Linked DNA regions of Homo sapiens: regions 1, 3 and 4 are each linked to region 2. A link is a contact called in ENCODE Hi-C or POLR2A ChIA-PET data. All regions are on one chromosome and are shown on one strand. The core of a region is the stretch at or near the end of the contact, and the rest is flanking DNA. Distances in the headings are between cores, read along the strand shown. Region 1 holds the start of ZNF24TR (ZNF24 transcription regulator). Region 2 holds the start of RMP24 (ribonuclease MRP subunit p24). Region 3 overlaps GALNT1 (polypeptide N-acetylgalactosaminyltransferase 1). Region 4 has its middle 28 kb from the start of INO80C.

Evidence for each region. A loop is a pair of places that touch in the nucleus more often than their neighbours do. ChIA-PET counts read pairs that join two places held with the same protein, here RNA polymerase II (POLR2A). Pooled maps may share reads with other maps.
Region 1: a loop to region 2 is called in a pooled map, with 2.8 times the contacts of the local background. The contact joins the promoter of ZNF24TR here to the promoter of RMP24 in region 2. A Hi-C loop is called at or near these places in 1 of 168 maps with a recorded cell type or tissue (endothelial cell of umbilical vein) and 7 of 50 pooled maps. POLR2A ChIA-PET finds 5 or more read pairs at or near these places in 1 of 52 experiments (activated naive CD4-positive, alpha-beta T cell).
Region 3: a map of dorsolateral prefrontal cortex shows a loop between it and region 2 (3-fold over the local background). The contact joins the enhancer-like site here to the promoter of RMP24 in region 2. A Hi-C loop is called at or near these places in 1 of 168 maps with a recorded cell type or tissue (dorsolateral prefrontal cortex) and 1 of 50 pooled maps. POLR2A ChIA-PET finds 5 or more read pairs at or near these places in 2 of 52 experiments (PC-9 and WTC11).
Region 4: a loop to region 2 is called in a pooled map, with 3 times the contacts of the local background. The contact joins the enhancer-like site here to the promoter of RMP24 in region 2. A Hi-C loop is called at or near these places in 4 of 50 pooled maps. POLR2A ChIA-PET finds 5 or more read pairs at or near these places in 2 of 52 experiments (OCI-LY7 and activated naive CD4-positive, alpha-beta T cell).

Annotation. Positions count from the first base shown.
Region 1 is chr18:35,464,907-35,468,487 of GRCh38, forward strand. It overlaps ZNF24TR (ZNF24 transcription regulator), which reads right to left and starts at 2,259. Exons shown (of 3, transcript NR_186612.1): 1 at 1,421-2,259. INO80C (INO80 complex subunit C) reads right to left here. Exons shown (of 5, transcript NM_194281.4): 5 at 3,427-3,581.
Region 2 is chr18:35,971,411-35,974,601 of GRCh38, forward strand. It overlaps RMP24 (ribonuclease MRP subunit p24), which reads left to right and starts at 1,269. Exons shown (of 5, transcript NM_031446.5): 1 at 1,269-1,395; 2 at 1,475-1,497. The coding sequence starts at 1,319. It overlaps LOC105372066 (a long non-coding RNA gene), which reads right to left and starts at 1,041. Exons shown (of 4, transcript NR_188032.1): 1 at 988-1,041. RefSeq lists silencers at 756-1,050, 990-1,139 and an enhancer at 1,059-1,951.
Region 3 is chr18:35,694,269-35,697,692 of GRCh38, forward strand. The region is part of intron 9 of GALNT1 (polypeptide N-acetylgalactosaminyltransferase 1); the gene reads left to right. LOC105372064 (a long non-coding RNA gene) reads right to left here. Exons shown (of 5, transcript XR_935377.3): 3 at 2,721-2,855; 4 at 1,948-2,071. Among named protein-coding and RNA genes, the nearest start is that of MIR3975, 100 kb to the left of the region's middle. Within about 2 kb of position 1,768, at least 8 of the 41 ENCODE cell types and tissues checked have a DNase peak (open chromatin) inside an H3K27ac peak, as active enhancers do; they include dorsolateral prefrontal cortex, where a contact is called at or near this core.
Region 4 is chr18:35,524,121-35,527,388 of GRCh38, forward strand. No RefSeq gene overlaps it. Among named protein-coding and RNA genes, the nearest start is that of INO80C, 28 kb to the left of the region's middle. Within about 2 kb of position 1,866, at least 10 of the 41 ENCODE cell types and tissues checked have a DNase peak (open chromatin) inside an H3K27ac peak, as active enhancers do.

The DNA of each region.
Region 1 (3,581 bases), core at 1,009-3,508, 510 kb before region 2:
TCAAGACCGCATACCATTTAGGCAGCATTTCTCAAACTTTCAGCATCTGTAAGCCAGTGCAAGCTAATGCAAAGCACTAACTTTGGGTAAGATTTCATCACAATTTTTAGTAATAAAAATATCTCATTCTTTTTGAAAGCTTTTTTATTATGAAGAAATGCAAACATATACCAAAGGCAGAATAGTATAAAGAACCCCCATGGACTTATCACTCAGCTTCAACTATAACTGACTCATGGCCAATCTTATTTCAACACGATTCTCATCCACTTCCTCTCTCTCATATCATTCTGAAGCAAATCCCAGATGTCATATCATTCCATCCATAAATATTTCAGTAGGTGTCTCTAAAAATATGAATTATTTTAACATTACAATAGCATAATCACAACTATTTGTGAGAATTCCAAAATATTATCAAATATCAAAATATATCAGATTCCCAAATGTCTCAAAATTTTAAAGTTTTTTTTGTTGTTGTTTGAATGAGGATCCAAATAAGGCCCACACATTCCCATCAGATAGAATATTATTTTAAATGACACTATTGTTTCATGCATTTGTAAGAGGGCATAATTTGTAATCTCTCCCCAGGATATCTGTCCTATTTGATAATGGGGTCAAGTTCCATAGTCCATTGATTTCTTTCGTTACCCTTTATTTTTACTAAGTTAAACTCTCCCAATTTACAGTCACTGGAAAGAGTAACAAATATCTGGTATCTTTTTCCAATGACTATGGATTCAGAAATTAAGAGATTTCTTACTGCAAACATGTTTAGCCCTCCACCAGGTGCCAAATCAATCATGAAACACATTTAAAATTTGGACAGATCCATGCTTTAACTTGGGAGATGGGGGAAAATGGGTCCCCCTCACCTACAGGGACTGCCTTCTGGCTCTGAAGAGCATATTTTCAACGTTACAGGTCGTTTTAAACCATGCCTAATACCAGATTAAGAAAGAGTCAAACTCCAGTCAGAGCAGACTGGACCTGAGTTTGGTCTTAAGAGGATTTCTCAAGTCCAGCTAATTGTTTTTCTCTTAAAGTGTCTGAGTTTTTCTTTTGGATCCTGCAGACCAATACCAGAACTGACCTCTTATCAGAGGCAAATGACCAGTAGATATGCCGTGATGAACAAAGTCATTCAAAGTTGTCAGGAGGACACTGAAAGTGTCAGGCAGGGTATGAGGTGATCCTGAAGCAGGATTGGAGCCAAGTAGAAGAGGAAGAGGGTGATGTAGGAATGAAGAGGGAGGAATCTGCAATGGCATTCATAGTTGACTCCAGTGTGGGATGCCATGTAAAAAGGAACTCTAAATTCACACATACATGCACACACATCCCAAAGAAACCCCTTGCAATTTGCTCATGGCCTGGGATGGAAAGAGCCAGCTGATCTGAGAATAAGAAAATGTACCTTACATGAAATATTCTCTTCATAGTTACAGCAAATGTTCTCAACGCTGGCTGCACATTAGAAGCATCTTGGGAGTTCAAAATACTATGTCCGGGCCCCTGCACAGGCCAGTGGAATCAGAATCTCTGGGTATTTTTAAACCTCCCTCACCATCCCCCTCCTGGACACCCCCCACCCACACAGGTGATTCTAACGTGCAGCCCGGCCTGAGAACCACCGGGGTACAGCATGGACAGCAAGGGCTATTTCAGTACAGGATCAGTTAATGAGCAAGGGCTCATTATTCAAAATACTCACAACTTGAAGCTTGGTTTGGCTCAGCCTGGACTTCTGGAGCTTGGGGTGAGAAGCAACCTAATCTTCAGAATTCACAGCTCTCCCGCAAAAACAATGTCAGCAGGGAGAGCCTGGCAGGGGAATGGGAAAGGAGGTGTGAGGTGTCCTGCACACGAGCTTCCCTTCTGCCCGGGGAGAACACTGGTTCTCTCACTCCTGTGTGCATGATGATCACACGGGGATATCTGTCAAATGCAGCTTCCTGGGCCCCACTCCCTGGGTCGGTCAGAAGGTCTAGGATGTGGCCCAAGAACCTGCATTTTAGCGGGTCTCCAGGTGACCCTCTGAGGGTTTATGGAACAAACACACATCCATAAACCGAGAGGCCTCCAGGAGCAGCAGTCTGTGGGTCCTTCCTGATGAACACGTGTGGAGCAGGGCTTCCCTCTTCAATCCTGGGCCCTGCCCCTGGAGGGTCTGAGCAGTAGGTCTGAGGTGTTGCCTAGCATCAGCATTAGAAGTGATTTCAGGGCACTGCCCAATTGGGGACCTTCATGGAAAAGAAGTGGACCTGCCCCAAGTTTTCTCTGTACAATAGAAGGTGGAAGCGAAGCAGGAAGGACCCTTGGCTCATTCCCTCCTTGCTTCTACCAAAACGGAAGCTGGCGTTTTTCCTAGGCTGACATCTGGCAGGAAGTACAAGCGGAAACCAAACAGCAGCCTCTGGTCTTTCAGAGACCATTGATTTCATCAGCAAAATGGGTCTCAAAGCTTCATCAAAGTGGGTCTCAAAGCATCATCAAAGCAAACATGCAAATTCTTGGGCCCCACCCCAGACCATCTACTGATCAGGTACTTCAGGGAGACAGGCTCCCTAATCTGTGTCACAGGAGGCTCCCAGGTGACTCTGATGCTTGCTCGGTGATTGTGGGCTTAGGAAAGGCCCCCACCTCTTCTGGCCATCCTTTCAGGTCCCTTGTCATGGAGGCAGGGGGAGGCCCCACAGCACCTCTCCCGCTCTCGGTTTGTTATTGGGAAGGTGCTGAAGGATGCTGGGGCTGCCAACCTGGAGGAAAAGGAGCCTGGTTCCAGGCAGCTGCCACTTGCACAGGCTGCTCTCCCAGCTGACTTGCTTTGTTTTATTTTCTCTAAGCCTGAAGAAGGGCTTTCCCCAGAGAGAAAGGACACCTGGTGCCTAATTCCCCAAAGCAGAGGCAGCTGTGGTCCAGAAGCCCCAGGGCCTGTTTCCACTGTCCTCCCTGGGGAAATGCGGGTATAGGGCCCAGAGAGGCCCAGGACTTATCTCGACACTCTCCTTTCCCCGGCCAAGAAAATGCTTCCTCTTCTTGGAGGATGGAGATGCAAACACTCCCTTTCTGGAGCAGGCTGCAGCCAGAGGGGTGGCATCCTGTACCAAGACAAAAGCCCTTTTGGGACAGAGTGTCAATGCTGGTACTCCACACCTCCAAAGATGAGGGGAGGCCGATCTGAGGCAGAGGCACATGTGAGAACCAGCCCAGTGGGACAGAACAAACTACTTGCCTCTTTCTTCTCTGGACCCAATTTTGGAATTCTTCTAAGCATTCTGATCAGAGACAAAGACTAACATGCTCTAAAAGGGGGGTCACCAGGATTAGAAGTAATCCAGACCTGTTGTGGATTCACTGCAGAGTCTTTAAATGTGTTATACGGGGTTCACCACTTTAAAACAAAAATTCAGGGACTTGGGATAAATGAAAAGTATGGTTTTATTGTATCTTCTTGTCAAACACCTTTACTTGAGGCAACAACTGAAGTATAATTTAATTCAGCAGGAAATATCACACTTGGAGGGAAAACACACACTAAAAAAAAAAAAAACCCTTAAATTAAAGCCAAACATTCT
Region 2 (3,191 bases), core at 19-2,518:
CAATAAAAAATGAGCAAAGAACTTAAACAGCCAAAGATACATAAATTGCCAACAAGCACATGAAAAGCTGCTCAAAAGCATCAGTAGTCAGGGAAATGTTAATCAAAACCACAATGAGATGCTACATCATACTCACTAGGAAGGCTAGATTTAAAAAAAAAAGAAAAAGAAAAGCAAATGTTGGTGAGGATACGGAGAAACTGGAACCCTCATTAAGCACAGAATTACTACATAACCCAGCAGATCTACTCTTAGGTATTATACCCCGAAGAACAGAAAAAAGGCACTCAAACAAATGCATGTACACACATGTTCACAGCGGCATTCATTCATAACAGCCAAAAAGTAGAAACAATTCAAACGTTCAACTGATGAATGGATAAACCATTGTGATACCGCCATACAATGGAATATTATTCAGCCATAACAACGAATGAAGTACTGATACGTGCTGCAAGGTGGATGAACCTGATACATTATGCTAGGTGAAGGAAGCCAGACACAAAAGGTCGTGTGTATGATTCCATTTACATGAAATGCCCAGAATAGGTAAATCCATAGAGACAGAAAGCGGACTGGTGGTTGCCAAGGCCTGGGAGGGAGAGGAGGATTGGCCGTAAGTGCTTCATGGAGTTGGCTGTCCTTCGGCGAAATATTTTGGAAATAGCAGAATGGTGCTTGCACAACATTGTAAATTTACTAAACGCCACTGAATTGTTCACCTTAAAATGGTCAATATTACGTTATGTGAATTTCACTTTAATTACAAAAAGAGAAACGCTAGCGTTTACGCAGGCGGAGGGCAGGCTGGACTGGGGACGCTCCTCCCGGCCGCCTCGTTGCTGGCAGCGCTTCCGCCCGCCGGCGCACCAGTCAGTACCGCGCCCGGCGAATGTGGAGGGCGAAGCTGCGGCAGGGCAATCACAAAAGGGCTGTCAGAGAGGAGGCGAGGCGGGAGGAAGATGGAGAGGCGGGTGGGAGCCTCACCTTTGGACTCTATCGCCACAGCCCGGTCTAGCCGCTACGCCCGAGCTCAAGTCTGACTCGAAACTCCGCTGGGTGCCTGAGAGGACCCGGCAGGCCAAGGGGTGGAACTGAGGGGGCGGGGACGCGGCGGGCGGGTGGGGCCGCCTCCCGGCTGGGCACGCCTCCAAGCCAGACTGGACGCGAAGGAAACCGGAACCTGTCTGCCTACGGTGCCTGTTTCCGGAAGCAGCTTGAGTCCGGACACCAACGACGGGGACGCTGGGAAGCCGACTTCCGGCGCCCTATTTTCTCACCTGGTTCCCGCGGCGAGCCAGCGGCAGCGGCGGCGGCGATGAGACAGAAGCACTACCTTGAGGCTGCAGCGCGGGGACTGCACGACAGCTGCCCGGGCCAAGCCCGCTACCTCCTGTAAGAGGACTGGAGGGGAAGCGGGAGGCGAGCGGGTAGGTGTTCCTTTGCTCCTCACAAGTCTCTTTCTCTTTTACAGCTGGGCCTACACTTCGTCGCACGGTAAGAAGAACGCCTGTCTCTTGTGCTTTGGGCTCTTGTCGCCCCGCTTTCCTCTGTTCCGCACAACGCTCAAATAAGGCCGATGGACTCACTTCCCTCCATAAAAACAACAACAACAAAGCCCGCATGTGTCTCGGTTTCGTGAAAAATCCAAATTCTTTAATGTGCCTTGTCTTGCTTTGTTAGCGGCATTTGACACATTGATCAGTCTTGAAATAGTTTCCTCCCTTGGCTTCTAGGTCATTACGTAGTTCACCTCTTCATTTATTACTTCTCGATTTGCTTTGCTGGTTCCTCCTAATCTCCCCAAGCTTTAAGTATTGTCGTGGCCCAGTACTCAGCCCTTGGACCTCTTTTCTAGGCACACTCGCTTCCTTGGTGACAGTTTTTCATCCAATCTCATGGCTTTTAAATACCATATACTGAGGACTTACAAATGTATATACTCAGCGCAGACCTCTCCTCTGAATTCTAGACTCATATATCCGAATGTCTTCTTGACAAATTCTTTTCAATGTCTAGTAATTCAAACTTAGCTAATATGTCCAAAACCTGAGCTTTAACCCCCAACAAGATCCTCCAGTTTTTCTCATTTCAGTAAATAATTCCATTCTTCCCTTACAGTTATTGAGCCCAAAAACCTTGGAGCTATTCTTGACTCCCTAACTCTCTCTCCTCCCCCAGGCCAGTATGCGAGCAAATCCTGTTGGCTTTAAAATGTAGCCAAAATCAGCCAGGAGCGGTGGCTCACCCCTGTAATCCCAGCACTTTGAGATGCAGAGGCGGGCGGATCATTTGAGGCCAGGAGTTCGAGACCAACCTGGCCAACATGGCGAAACGCTGTCTCTACTAAAAATACAAAAAAATTACCTGGCATGGTGGTGCACGCCTGTAATCCCAGCTACTCGAGAGGGTGAGGCATGAGAATCTCTTGAACCCGGGAGGTGGAGGTTGCAGTGAGCGGAGATGGCGCCATTGCACTCCACTCCTCACCACATCCATTGCTACTACCCTGCTCCAGGCCATCACCAGCTCTCTCCTGGATTAATAAAAGTGAAAGTCCTTTAAAAGGATTGTAAGGCCCTGTGTCATAGACCTGCATACCTCTCTGACGTACTCTTTCCTTCACGCAACTCCAGTCACACTAGGTCTCCTTGCTTTTCTGTTTCAGGGCCTTTGCAGGTACTCTTCACTCTGCCTGGGATTCTTGCCTCACATATCTGCTTTCATGTGAATCCTCCATTTCCCTCTGGTCTCTATAATATCACTCAATGAAGCTTTCCCTAGCCACCTATTTAAAATTACAGTAACTCCATCAATACTTCTATTCCCCCCTCCTATCTTACTTTTTTATTCCCAGCACTTAACATTTGACGTTGTTATATTTATTGTATGCCTCGGTGAATTGTCCTTTGTTCACTGCTGTGTCTCCAGCACTTAGAACAGTGCCTGGCATTCTTAATTGTCACTTAGTGAATATGAATGAGTTTCACATTTGGCAGAGCTAAGTTTAAGTGTGGTCTTTAGCTTTATAAGTGCTGTTGCATCCCTGGCACTTAGCACAGTGCTCAACAGTAGATACTATTCATTGTGCTAATTATTTAAAAAAAGAAACAAAATCGCAGTGCAATTTGTTATTTTGTGGTAAATGCATTGGTAAAATTGGTGAAACATAACAGCCTTTTAAAACTTAG
Region 3 (3,424 bases), core at 518-3,017, 280 kb before region 2:
GCTGGAGGAGAATATGGGCTTAAAGGGGTTTTTATTTCTTTATTAAGATAAAACTGTGCTGATATGAGCAACCCAAAAGAGAAAATTTAAAGATGCAAAAGAAAGAGCCAACTTAACACCCATTAGAATGGCCACTATCAAAAAAACAGAGAATGACACATGTTGGCAAGGATACTGAAAAATTGGAACCCTTGTGCATTGTTGGTGTGAATGTAAAATGGTACAACTGCTATTTAAAAATAGTATGGAGGTTTCTCAAAAAATGCTCAAAAAAGAGAACTACGATATTATCCAGCAATTCCACCTCAGGGTATGTATCCAAAGGAAATGAACGCAGGGTCTGAAGAGTTACTTTTACTTACATGTTTATAACAGCACTATTCACAATAGCCAAGAAGTAGAAGCACTCCACGTGTCCGTTCATTCTGGCCCAGCTAGCAATGCTTAGGCATTGTCCAAAATTGGGTCAGTTCAAAGTAAAAAACTCCTCCTTCTTGGTTCTAAAGACAAGCTACAGAGTGACTGCTATAAATCGTGATACAACGTACAATGGAATATTTTTCAGTCTTAAAAAGGAAGGAAATTCTGATACATGCTACAACATGGATGAACCTTGAGGACCTTATGTTAAGCATAATACGACAGTCACCAAAAGAGAAATGCTGTATGATTCTCCTTATATAAGGCAGCTAGAATAGTCAAACTCATAGAAACAGAAAGTAGAATGGTGGTTACCAGGGCTGAGGGAAGGGCCTAAAGAAGAGTTACTTCATGGGCATAGAGTTTCACATTTGCAAGATGAAAAAGTTCTGGAGATTTGTTTCACAACAGCCTGAATATACTTAACACTACTAAACTGTACACTTGAAAACAGTTTAGATGGTAAATTTTATGTTATGTGTTTCTGCACCAGAATAAAAAGAAAGAAGGGATCTGTTGTTATGGGTGTCATGTATTTGGGTGGATAGGAGGTGAAATCTGTACACAAGTAGAGGGTGTTGGGTGGGGGTGGGAAGAAGAGAGGTCATCTCTTATCATGGGGAGGAAGGTAGAGGAATGGGAACAAGTGCAGGGCAGCTGTAGGTTTGGAGGTGGAAACTGGCAGTTTGTGGTGGAAGTGTGAGGACCTTCTCTTCTGGTGGCTTGTTTCCTCAGTTGAACACAAGATTATGGGCTGAGAGTGAAGAAGGTGTTGGTGAGGGGGAATTGGGGAAAGAGAAAAGGATGTAAAATAGAAATGTAAGATAAGGGAAAGCAAGTAGATCACTGAAGGAAGCCAGATGGTGGAGAGTTGGTGAAGCCATCTGGCCTGGTGTTTTCTTCAGTGCCAGGGCAGGCACAGACTTACGCATTTATCCTAACAGTTACTAAGGCTACTTCAGGATTGACTTGAGCTCCCTACCTCTGAACCTTGTTGTGATTTAAGGAATTTGTTTTCAAACAAGTGAGGGCTACATTGAGTTTCTTGAGCCTTTCATTCTCACTGATGCCTCATTAATGGGAATGTGTTTTCCTTTGCTGTGACCTCGTACTGGTCAAAGAAGGCCCAGGGTGAGTGGTGCGCCAGGGAAAGATTTCTAGCAGTCACTCTGCAGCTTGTCTTTAGAACCAAAAATGAGGAGTTTTTTGTTTTTGTTTTGTTTTTTTTGAGCTGACCCAATTTTGGACAATGCCTAGGCATTGTTAGCTGGGCCAGAGTTCGGGCGTGTGACAAAGAAACACTTGTCTGCTCCATGGTAGATGACTGCCAAGGCAAGCTTGCGTCTTACCTGCCTCTTGCCAGCTGGCTTCTGGGCAAGTCGCAGCGTTTACCCTCTGTGGCCTGCTTGTTATCGCCTTATTAACTTAACAGCTGGCCTTAAGCCTTGTACGCCCTTAATACCAGGCCACATCCTACAGGTTAAAAGTGTCATTTCTAGATTGGAGGTCATTCTTAAGAGTACCCACCATAGTGCAGCCCAGGGATCTTATGCTTCTGATCACAGCTTCACCCATGTGAGCCTTCCTTTGCTAGCAACAGTAATTTAGCCTTTCATAGATCTCTTCTCATGCTTCAAGGGTCCAGGGAAACCTGAAATCATAGGATTTTTCAGCAGAAAGGGAAATCAGAAAATGTAAATATGACTAGGGTAATAGATATAATTTAGGGCATCTGGCTTCAGCTAACGCTGACGTTCGTAGTTCCTGTAGGACCTGAACAAATGTGTTTCATTGTGGTATCTGATAGTTGTTAACTCAGGAGCTGAGTATTCTAAACAACAAAAAGTAAACAATCTAGACCTTTACTGGTTTAGTCAGTTTTAGGGGCTGACCAATTGCTTTTCCAGGCAGATCTAATAATCCTAACATTTACTGAGCATGTACTTTATGTCAAGCACAAATCTGAATGCTTGATGAATATTAAAGCACAACACTATAGGATTGTGCTGTTATTTCCACTTCACAGATAAGTAAACTGAGACACAAATAAATGGTTTAAAAAACACGGCTAAACTCACAACCATCTGGTTTGAGAGCCTGTGCTGTTAACCCCTAATGTCCGTATTCTTTCTCAAATCTAACCAGTATTTCCCTTGCAGCAGAGAGTAGAAAAGTGAATCCAGATTCACTAATGCTAGATTATAAAAATGGTTTAACAAAGCTCTTACATTGTCCACCCTAATGGAGATACTGATTCTGGAGGAGACTAATAGTAGAAACAAAGAAACTTAAGCTCTAACCTCTTGCCTGGTTTTCCAAGAATGGGTGCATTCACAATTATTTTCAATTCCTAATGTCAAAAATAGTAGTTTTAAAGTGGCAGTCAGGTACAGCTAAGTTGCTACTTCCAAAGGGGGGTTGAAGAGTTGCTGGGTCTGTGGATAAAGGAAAGAAAACCAACGGTTACTGTGTGCCTGCTATGTATCTGTCCCTGCTAGAGCCTCTGTATGTATTATCTCATTTAGAGCACTTAACAAACCTGAGAGAGAGAGAGATTTATCCCTGCTTTACCAATGAGAAAGGGTTCTTATAGCAGTGTTTTTAATTCTGTGTTGTAAATAATATTGATATCTGATGTCCCCAAGGTGCTCAATTAGAAAGGCGAAGTGCTGGGGAGAAGGAGGTAGATTTTGAGGTCAAATATGTTTGGGCAATACTATTTTACATCTTACATCCATCTGTACCACCATTCCCCGGTCCTACCAATAGTCATGATATATTAAAAGGCTTTGAGAAGTCCTTCAACAAAGAAACCTATTTAAATTTATTTAACTAGTATTTCCCAAACATATCTGATCATAAAACACCTTTTTTATTGGGGCACCTTGCAAGATGCTGTTCTTCAGATTGTGGTTTTTGGAATCACAGTCTTAGAGTAAATAACCTGCCCAAGGTCTCATGGCTAGTCAGGAATGAAGCACCATCTGCATGTCCCCACAATCTA
Region 4 (3,268 bases), core at 616-3,115, 450 kb before region 2:
TCTACATCTTGTCCTATCCGACCTGCTACTGCCAGTTTGAACAAAACTCCAGCCCCAGTTTCCCAAATGTCTTTAAGTATTTTTATACATCATCAATTGAGTTAATTCCAAATACATCCATGCAATTTTCTCCATGGGGGTGTACCTGGCTTTCTCAGTGAGGGGTGGACAAGTTGAATTTGTACTTATGCAGTGGGATTGACAGGAGCTGAACAGTGAATACTGAAGAGGGAAGCGGCTCGGGCGGAACTGCTGCTGCCTCACAGGGAAGGCAGGAGCAAACCAGAAACCCAACCCAAGGAAATTCTCCAGGCCACATGGGTCAGGCATGAGCTTGTGAAATCTCCAGCCATGGAAATACCCAGAACTCAGCATACTCTCCAGGCCCTTCTGAGCAGAAGGTCGCAAGTCTGGTGCAGAGGAAATGAAGCAGCACACACTTTGGAGTCAAGCAGATTTGAGTATTATTTTCAAGTCTGTCGTTGAACTAGCTGTGCTATGTGAGCTTGGGCTAGTTCCTTAACCTCTCTGACCCTCGGCAGTTTATCTTTCAGAGTTACTGGGAGAAACACATAGGCTAATGCATGTAAAATGGTCTAAAATAGTTCTCAGTCAGCACATACTTGGTAAAGAGTAACTGCCATTATTACAGTTATTATAAGGAAAACCCTCTGAGGAAGCATCGAGATACAAAGCCAGAGCTTGGGCTCAAGAGGCATATACCAAGATTACCAAATAATCAGGCTAACTGCAGCGCTGATAACCCAACCCGAAAACACAGTCCAGACACACCAAGATTCAGGATGTAAGCAGTAATTGGGAGCAACAGCACCAGGTCTCGTTACAATTACATGCTGTCATAAGAGCAATAAGCTAGAGTTGACCCGCAAATAAACCACATGTTAACTGCTTCCAGGTCCTCTCCTCTTCTCCTTGGCCTGTTTGCAGCTGATATATGAGTTAGGCAGGCCAAGAACTGGAATGGAGCAGTGTAAGGGAGAGAGCTTGCATTTATTCCATATGGGAGAGCCAGGTGTGACCCAAAGTCAGGTCCCTGCTTGGGCCCAGAAAGGAAGGCTGGGTACACACAGAAGGAGCCATTTGACCTGAGCTGGTTCCAAAGGACTCATGAATGTAGGACTGCTTCCAAGGCTTTGAAACTCCACCTCAAAAAATATGGCATGCAGATGACTATTAAATAGTCATCTATTTGTATCATCTATACATCTTACACCTGTAATCCCAGTGCTTTGGGGAGCCAAGACAGGAGGATCACTTTAGACCAGGAGTTCGAGACCAGCGTGGGCAACATAGCAAGACCCCATCTCTATAGAAAGTAATAATAAAATAAAAAATTAGCTGAGCATGGTGGTGCACACCTGTAGTACCAGCTACTTGGGAGGCTGAGGTGGGAGGACCTATTGAGCCCAGGAGTTGGAGGCTGCAGTGAGCTATGAGCATGTCCCTGCACTCCAGGCTGGGTGACAGAGCAAAACTCTGTCTCAAAAAATAAAAAGTCTTAACGGAGTGCATAATAGAATGTTAAGACATTTTCAAATGTAAAGAGTAACAGAGACCAGATCAGCAGTGCTGTACATATGAAGAGTGTAAGAAAACAGCCACTAGCTCAGTGACCCCTTCTGAGATGTGTAAGAGGAGCTTGGAGAAGAGCAAGTCAAACTAGTGGTGGTTCCTTCTTTGGAGAGTTGTTTCCTAGGCAGCAATGACAGGAAGCAGGACAGGAAACTTGGCATGTATCTGTTGGAAGGTCGTGGGCTGAAGGTGAGACATTGTGGCTAACGCTGCCTCCCATGATGGAGGAAGAAGAGGCATGTCTCGGATCCTCCTCCAAGTCACGTGCAGCCTGGAGCTGGGCTGGTGTCAACTAAGTGCTGGCTCTGCGGAGACTCTCATTCAGTAGCTGCCTGGAGGGAGCAAGTGAAGCTCTTTCCTATTTGTTTTGAGCTTTAGAAAAGATAAAGCAAACAGGCTGGGTGCAGTGGCTCATGCCAGTAATCCTAGCACTTTGGGAGGCTGAGGCGGGCATATCACTTGAGGCCAGGAGTTCAGGACCAGCCTGGCTAGCATGGCAAAACCCCGTCTCTACTAAAAATACAAAAAATAAAAAAATAAAAAATTAGCCAGGCATGGTGGTATGCGCCTGTAATCACAGCTCTCCAGGAGCACAAGAACTGCTTGAACCTGGGAGGAGGAGCTTGCAGTGAGTTGAGATAACACCACTGCACTCCAGCCTGGGCAACAGAACGAGACTCTGTCTCAAAACAAAAACAAAAACAAAAAACAGCAACAACAAAAATGAAAAGATAAAGCAAACAAGAAGTAAAGAGTTGTGTATAAAGCACTTGCAATCCTCTAAGAGCTAAAAATAGCATAAGGCTACTTAACACCCAAATAACTGCCTGGCTGCTGGGGACCCTGCAAGCTCTGCACTGAGTAGGAGGAAAAGAAAGGAGGCAGAATCATCTCCTAACAGACAAGTGCTGTTAGCAGACGAGGTCTAAAGCTGTGCAAGCTTCAGGAAGAACAAAAACCAAACACTTGGCTTCAAGCCCCACGAACCTGGGAGGCGGAGGTTGCAGTGAGCAGAGATTGCGCCACTGCACTCCAGCCTGGGAGACAGAGTGAGACTCTGCCTCAAAAAAAAAAAAAAAGAAGAAGGTGAAGGGGAGCTACCATGTGCAGAGAGTACATGGTAAGAGATCAGGGAAGTGGGGTGGGAAGATGTCATGTTCTTTTTAACAACCAGCTCATGCAGGAACTAATAAATGCCCAAGGGAAGGCATTAATATATTCATGAGGGAACCACTCCCATGACTCAATCACCTCCCATTAGGCCCACCTCCAGCATTGGGGATCAGATTTCAACATGAGATTTGGAGGTGACAAACACCCAAACCGAAGCAAGCTCCAAGAGAAGCTGTCTCCTTCTGACCTGAGGATGGGAAAGGGAGCCCATAAGACTCAGAGAGAGTGGGAGACATTCCCCTTTATTTTTAGTCATTTATTTTATCTCCCACCCAACCCTCCAGGAAACCCCATGGTGGTGACAGTGATAGTAACAGCAGCAGCAACTGAAGAGGCACCTAAAATTCTGAGGGAGTAGAACCCTTCTCTCTGACCAGAGGGACTATAGTCCGAAGAGCATAGAGAAAATTTGAATTGTTTTTTGTCTGTGTCTATTCTCCCACTGCTTGGCTTTGGAGGAAAGATGCAGTCAGAAGTATGCTACAGAGTTGGGAAGCTAAAT